2 separate regions of the Mus musculus genome follow, and region 1 is linked to region 2. The links are chromatin loops, found by intact Hi-C in ENCODE. Cell type or tissue: left cerebral cortex. All regions are shown on one strand.

Evidence for each region. Hi-C counts contacts between places; a loop is a spot of excess contacts. Peaks named below come from ENCODE experiments on the same cell type or tissue, not always from the same donor. Only the 100,000 strongest peaks of a DNase experiment are listed, where the experiment ranks them.
Region 1: a loop joins it to region 2, with 2.3 times the contacts of the local background. A loop is called at or near these places in 1 of 42 quality-filtered maps.

What each region holds. Positions count from the first base shown.
Region 1 is chr2:117,229,039-117,233,038 of GRCm38, forward strand. No RefSeq gene overlaps it. Among named protein-coding and RNA genes, the nearest start is that of Gm25189, 17 kb to the right of the region's middle. In left cerebral cortex, a CTCF peak has its summit at 2,408 (motif pointing left); DNase peaks (open chromatin) are centred at 1,350 and 2,413; H3K4me3 peaks cover 538 bases; H3K27ac peaks cover 666 bases.
Region 2 is chr2:116,974,079-116,978,078 of GRCm38, forward strand. No RefSeq gene overlaps it. Among named protein-coding and RNA genes, the nearest start is that of Gm46758, 59 kb to the left of the region's middle. In left cerebral cortex, CTCF peaks have their summits at 1,705 and 2,368; DNase peaks (open chromatin) are centred at 1,142, 1,282, 1,829, 2,423 and 1 more place; H3K4me3 peaks cover 1,447 bases; H3K27ac peaks cover 2,848 bases.

The DNA.
Region 1 (4,000 bases), 250 kb after region 2:
TCACATGTAAAATGCCCGGTTCTTGGCAGAACGGCTTCTCAGCATTTTGTGTTGTTAGAGAAGTAAGCAAAGCCTAACTGCTTATTCTGATGTAACTCTTACATGCTTTAATTACACAAGTGATACTCTCTCATTGTTAGAAATGTGGAAAATAGCTTACGATAATCTCCAAAATGAGCGTTGCCAGGAGATAGTATTCCCATCACTTCTAAACCCTCTAGTTCATATCTTTTAGCAGCACAGTTTTGCCTTCACACTTAGAATTCTAATGTGCCTGAGTTGGGTTATACATGGGGCACGGGGGCCCTCTGTTCCCCCTGACTATAACTTGCACACAGCACTCTCAGGTTCCTCTGTGGATCTCTCAGTGTCCTCTCTAATCGCAGATGCACCACCGACCGCACAGCGGCTTTGAGATATCCGGTACCTGGGAGTAGAACACCTGGTATTATGACATTGATGGGCTTTTTATTTCTCTGTAATTCAACCTTTTTAATTTTTAAACACCTTGTCGTGTGTGTGTGTGTGTGTGTGTGTGTGTGTGTGTGTGTGTTGCACACACATGCCAGGGCACTCGTGGAGGTCAGAGGACAGCTCTCAGGATTGATTCTCTCTGACCATGTGGGGTCCAGGGATTGAACTCAGGTCTTTGGTTTTGGTGGAAAGCTCCTTTACCCACTGAGCCATTTTGTTGTCCTCTGCTTTTATCTATTTAAGGATTTATCTTAAAAGAGCCCATTGGTTTGAGTCTCAAAAAGGTCTGAGAATATATATGCCCATGAATGTTAATGAAAGCCTCATGCAAATAACTTTTTCTTGAGAAGTGATACATTTTGAGGATCTGAGCAATATCCCATTCAAACGGAAACTTAGTAGTGAAATGGATTAAAATGGATTAAGTGTGAAATATTTAAGGACAAAAAGGCAGAAAACTATTGGTGTAGGATTTTCTCCCATTACTTTGAAGTTTGATGTTTAGCCTTGGTATAACCCTCACATGAACACACACACACACACACACACACACACACACACACACACACACACACACTGCTTGCTGGCATTTTGCTCCCTCACACATTCAGCTTGAAACTGAAATGTTACCTTATATCTGACATCTCTACATTACCATCACGAGGGAGTCAAATAACATTACACAACACTAAACTTAGAATCGATGTGGACGGCCACGGAGCTGAATTCTTAAAAAGATTACGCTTTGGTTATTCCAGTAGGCCATAAACATCGCTGAAGTGTTACATTTCTAACGTTTTTTATAGTTTTGCCTATTTTAAGATTGCTAGCAGGATTTTCCCCCCCAAATTAAGAACACAGAGCACATCCTTTCAAAATGAGCTCACTGCTTTGCAGAGACAGCCCGGTGGGTCACGTTCCCTCTGCACAAGCACGAGGACCTGCGTATGAATATCCAGTGTCTGCAACAAAAAGCCAGACACAGTGGCACGCCTGTAATCTCAGGACTCTGGGTCAGAGACAGGCAGATGCCCAGTGCTTCCTGGCCAGCCAGTCTAACCTAGTGAATTCCCAGTTCAGTGGAAGATAGGCTCTCATAAAATAAGGGCCAAAAAGATAGAGGAAGACTCTTAACATTGACCTCTAAGCCCGCCTGCACATATACACATACACAACAATAGTGTGATTACATCTTGGGGATACATCTACTTTTCTAGTGTGAACAGAGCTGGAGAGTTTATTGCGTGCGAGTTCACTTCTTGGGTTGAGTTTTCTGTGTGTTGGGCCCATTCCCAGTCGCAGGTTCTAAGCTAAGCACCTGTTAAACCCACAGAAAAGCCAGTCTTGTTTTTTGGACTGATAGACAGGCAGCTGATCTATCTCTGTCTTTCCTCAGCCCTTGACTGTCCTGAGGCAGAGTGAGGTTGTGGCTCTGCCTTCTGTCACGCGTCTCATTGCCCTGCCTTGGCATTTTTGTCCCCAGTGAATGTATTGCGTGCTTCATTTATCTCTTTTGTGACCACGACAGAATTTAGGATAGAGCTTAATGTCCAAGGTAAGACCTTTGCCCTGTCCAGTCATGGAACTCCTTTCAGTTACTGTGGTTTGTTTTCTTAATGTATGATTGCAGCAGTGTTCTCCCATAAATACACGGTTTTGAGAAGAAGCAGAATCCTATAGTTGAGTGGTGGCGCACCTCACAACCCCAGTACTTGGAATGCTGAGACAGGGGGATCAGCTGTAATTTTGAAATCAGCTACATATTGAGTGTCAGGGTGTCATAGCAAGACCCTGTCACAAACAAGCAGACAAATAGACGGACAGACGGACAAACGAGTTGAGAGGGCCAAAATTCAAGTGTAACAGGAAGCATTTGTTGAGCTTCCTTGAATAGTTTAGGACAGATCCCTCTGCGCCTCGGGGTTGTGGCGCCCCCTAGTGGCTTCACGGAGCTCCTTCTTCTAGGTTTCTAGCACCGCAGACTATTATATGATGGGCTTCTCCTCCTACCCGCTGGTTGCATCAGTTTGTCAGAGCAACCTCAGCATGTATTTGAAATCAGTGGGATTCGGAGTTTTCATTCCCTCTTCCACGGCTTTAAATGGAAACAGATCGCAAGGCAAGGAAACCATCGCTCACATCCTTTATTTCCCATGCTGGATGCTCGCTGTCGGAAGATGAATTCTTCCCATATTTTGAGGGAGAGCCCACAATGAGGTAAGGTGCACGGAGCTGTGGAAGAGGGCTTGACCAGGGCAGAGGTCTCCACAGATTCTTGTGAGGATGCCTCTGGGCTGATGCTCCACAGCCACAAGCAGCACAAGATCTCCACAGCCTCTTAACCTCTTGAAGCAACTTGACTCTAGACCGGGGAAGTGAACTCCTTCGATTTATACACAAACCTGCAGAGGGCTAGACACTCTTTTCTCGTTGTAGCTTATGTTTCAGCATAAAGTCTTATGCATAGTATGTGGTTAACAAACCCTAATTGACAAATTAATGACTAGGTTCTTGTGAATAGGTACCTCCCCCCCCCCCCAGCTCCAGTTTAATATGGAAAACCTTTCTCTTGGCTTAACTTTCCTCTAGCATCCCTGTATATGTGCAGGAAGAGTCCTTAGAGAGATAAAAAACTACACTGAATAACAGAGTATTAAGTTTTTTCACCCTTTCAAGGAGGAACAAACTGAATTCTTCAGGTAGATTGTAACTGTTTTGAGGACAACATTGTTTTAATTTCTTTTTTAAAACGATTTTATTTTTTCATTTCATATGTATACACAGTTTTATTCCTGTGTGTATGGGTACCATGTGTGTGCCTGGCCCTCAGAGAAGCCAGAAAAGGCATGTCAGATCCTCTAGGACTGAAGTTACAAACAGTTGTGAGTTGCTGTGTGGGTGCTGGAAACTGAACCCAGGTCCTTTGCAAGAGCATCAAGTGCTCTTAACCACTAAGCTAAGTCCCCAGCCCCTGTTTTAATGTCTGATGGGCTCCGAGGAGCAGCAGTGTTATGGGAGGCCAGGCTCATTCATTCTGGATCTTGTGGAGATCCTAGCACTCTGTGCTTCTGCGACCTGACTCTGCTGGCCCTGAGGAGATGGTGTCTACAGAAAGTCCTTGGGTACATCTAGCAGAAGCAATGAAAATGGGATTTAGCAGAGACCACACTAAGCTTGAAGTGCCTGCCAACTGCAATGACATAGAGTCATAGATGATCCTCAAGTTTTGGGATATTTAAATCTTTTGAGCTATTTTTTGTACTGTTGCTTTCAAAAATCTATAAAAGTTTAACTAGCAGGCTATGAATAAGTGCAACTAAGCTGTAGCCCAAGGCTCAATTCCCACTGAGAAAAAGAGATCCTCCCTTGTGCTACGCATTCCCTGAGCCTGAATGTTCCTGCACTGTGGCATCCTTTCAGCACCCTGTGACTGCCCCTGCACTGTGGGGTCCTCTCAGCATCCTGTCACTGCCCCTGCACTGTGGGGTCCTCTCAGCATCCTGTCACTGCCCCTGCACTGTGAGGT
Region 2 (4,000 bases):
AGAAAAAATATCCTAATAGAAGTATAAGCCAAGCCCCAGGTAACAATCACCATGGAGACACTGGAGTAGCACATGAGCCGCAATGATGCTTACCACGCACAACCATGACTCTGACTGACCATCCTGTTTCCATGGCATGCTTAAAGAGTGAATGATGGACGGGGTACACTCCTCACTGACGTAAAACATGATTCATGTTAGCCAGAACCAACCAACCCCAAACTTGGAAAGAATGAGTCCCCCACCTGAGTGCCTGCTCTCCTCTGGGTCATTTCAGGAAACATTTGAGGCATGTTTGTGCTCTCAAAAATGTTCCCGAACCTTCCCTTCAAACTTCTCAACGTCTTCCTTGCCCAGGAACCACCTTGTGCTCACTACTTCTACTTCTCGTTTGGAATTATACAAAACAAACAAAACAGAGGATCGGACTTCATTCGCTCCTTCATTGAATGTATTTGCCTAGCATAAGTATTGTTAAGGACCTGCTCTGAACACAGAACCTTTCCCATACTTCTAAACAAAACAAAACAAACAAACAACCCCCCCCCCCCCAAAGAGATCATGATGCTCAAGGCAGCACACGCCTGAACTCCAGCACTTGGGAGGTAGAGGCAGGCCGATCCGGAATATACCACCATTCTTGGCCACAGAGGGAAATTCAAGAACCAAGTCTCAGAAACACAACAAACAAAGCAAAGCTACAACAAAAGAATCCTGTTCTCTAGGAAGCACCTGCTGGGGAAGAGACAGACTTAACTCCTAGAGGAAAGAAAGCACTATAAAATCAACTAGAGAACTCAATGAAATCTTTTTATATGGGTGTTACTGGGCCTTCAGTTCACACACTTGCCCCATGGGTATATATATAAGGTGCCCACCTCCAATTTAGAAGGAATTCCATCCTTCTTCACGGAATCAGTTCCTGAGCCTTAAGATTTTCCCCGGTAACAAATGAGAACCGCTGTACCCAGAGCGGCTTTGTGAGTTGCCCAGTCACCCACTTTTCTCCAGGGGGGAAGGAAGAAACTCAAGAGTCTCAAAATAGCCCGGTCCTAGTCCTTCAACAAGTGCAGGTTACATCACTTTACAGGGCTGGTTGTGACATCACTTCTAGACCTGAACGCGGCCCACCCCACCACTGAGAAAATGGAAAATGCTGAGCCGCAGCCTCAGGACTTTTTCATCTAGAGGCAATTTCTGTCTGCCTAAACCTGACTGCAGGGCAGGTGGGTGCAGAGCCCAGCAAAGAAGCCTTTGAAAGCAGGAACCCAGGCTCTGCAGGTCAGCTTGGAGCAAGTCCAAACTGGGTTCTAGCCCGCACACACCCCCGCCCCCTGGTGACAAGCAATCTGTTTATGGGGACACTTTTGTGAGGTTACAGAATCTCTGCAAGAGAGGGAGCGGGTTCTGGCCTGGTTTCTAGGTAACCCGCCACACCAAGGTGCACAAACACGATCGGACAGAGAAGAGGGGTAAAAAGAGAAGCTGGACGGCCAGGGCCCCCTCCCGGGCCGCCGTGAAACGCGCTTTAATTGCTTCAAAGAGCCCTTCTCAATGGGGTTTCAGAGGCGCGGGAGCGGGTCCCCAGCGAGGGCTCCTTTCCGGCTGGCCAGCATTCCTGGGCGCTGCGAGGGGAGAGCCCGCGGCTCATTTCCATGCCTGTCGCATACTGCCTCCGTTGTGCCGGGCCGGGCCGCGAGGGGAGCGCGGCTGGCAGCGAACAAAGCCCCATTCATCCCCGGGGACGGCTTCCTCCCGGACCAGCCGCGGCCGCAGATGGGCTGGCTCGGGCACGCCATCCATCTCCAGGCCGGGGAGCGCGGCCCCGCCCGCGCACAGAGCGGTGATGCAGGGCGCCCCCGGGCTGCCGGACCCAGGCCTCCACGGAGGGGGAGAGGCTGTGCGGGGACAGGCGAACACTGAGGCTTTTCAGTCGGGAAATCCCGTGTCCTCGCCGGCTCCTTGAGAGCGAGGATGTCAGTTTCCACCGCCCTCTTCCCCACTCCGGCCCCCCGGGATGGTACGGTCCGTCTTCCCTGGTTGTGAAGGGACTTTGTTTCTCCTCTGTGGCCTCTGCAGTCCCCACGAAAGGGTCACTTCCTGACTTTTGTGTCTCTTCAATTCAGTGCCTTCAAAGTTCCTCCCCTCTGGTTGTGACTAAGTACATAATTGCGAGGCTTATCCATAAGGTTTTCCAGAATTCAAACATCCCTCCAGGTTAGTCTGGGACTGTAGCTTTGCAATAAACATCTTTTGTGTGTGTGTGTGTGTGTGTGTGTGTGTGTGTGGTTTTTTTTTTTTTTTTTTTTTGTCTTGTTTTGTTTCCTTTCCCTCTCCCCTGCTGGCCTGCGGGGAAACGCACTTGTTCCACAACTGTTTGCAGACTCCATGCGCTTTTCCTTTGGTCCCACGTGTTAGACCCCCCCACCAAAGAAAGCTACAGAACTCTAACGTCAAACAGAAGTGAGGCTAGGTCACTTTTCCTTCACTCTGAGGAAGCCCCTCCAGGCTGAGTTTCACAGCCCAAGACAGAAACAGGCTCCAGACACATTCCTCCCGGGCGGATGCAACAGGGCATGGCAGGATCAAACAGCCACCAGACACTGGAGAGACTGGCTCCAATCTATCCATCTTCCAGATAAGAAACGATAAGATCTGAGAGGGGAAAGGATTTGTTCACCTCAGGCGGAAGCTGGTTCATCTCAGTAAAAGACAAAAACAAAACAAAACAAAACTCAAAAAACACAACAATTAAAAAAAAAAACCTTCAAGAAAAATTATTATTCACCAAGTCAATTTGCTTTTCTGCTTATACTAAAAGAGAGCTCTCCTCCAGTGCAAGGGAATTGCTCCTATGTTTCTTTTACTTCCTGCATTTTGAACACCACTGGCCTCTCTCCAAAACAGACCTCTTTCCTCTCGAGGGGAATGAAAACCTTCAAAATGTTCACAAGCAGATAGAGTGACTCTGCACTCGTTATTTCTGAAGGTATGGGGGTGGGGAGAGAAAATTCCAAGTGCTTTACACAGGGCCTCCCTAATTCCTCACAGTAGGCTCTGAACTGGATTCTATAGCTTCCTCCCTTTCACTGAAAAAAAAGGAAACAAAGCTGAGAGAGACTGAGATTAACATTTTCACATTTTCAGGGTCACACATAGGTTAAATGGCCAAAACTGACTCTGAGCTCTTCCAGGCAGAGACGTTGTTTACACAGCCACAGGGCAACAAACCCGGGTACCGGGAGGCTCTGGGCGGATACCAGGTTGCCGGTGAGAGAACACCTCATCCTACCCAGAGGGGTGAGCTGACAGAGGACTTGATTTACCCGGGAATGCTTCTTCCGGAATGCAAAGTGCTAAATTAATTACCACTCCCTAGGCTGCCTTAGCATTTTCTCTTCCAAGGAATGCTCTGGAAATAATAGTTCCTTGGTTTTCTGTCAGGGAAACCTTGAGTTCAAAGTTCAGGCCTACCATTTCCAAGATGGGAGAGGTTTGAAAAGTTATTTGACTCCTCATCTATTAATCAGAGGAAATAAAAGCCATTTTTGTTCTTGTGAGGATTTAAATGAGCCAGCCCATGTAAATGCTTACCTCCACGTTTTCTTCATTATCATTTATATCAAGTCAGGTAGACAGCATTAAGCTTAATTTAAAGCAAGATTTTCTTTATAACAAAGAGTTACTGCTCACCCATATATATATATATATATATATATATATATATATATATATATGTATATATATATATCCTGTATTCTCTGGAAACTCTACATGGTGTCTCTTCATTCATCCCACAGTGGTTGCCTCAAATGTCGCCAGTCATCATGGCAGAAGGGACAAGAGAACACTGGAAAGTAATTAGAGCAGTAATGAGTGGTCAGATGGAAATACAGAATGACGTCACCCCTCAAAGCTCTTAAGAACCAATTCATGCCCCAGTCACTAACCCCAATGACTATAAAGCCAGGACCTGTATGTAATCCTGCTTTGTCCCCAG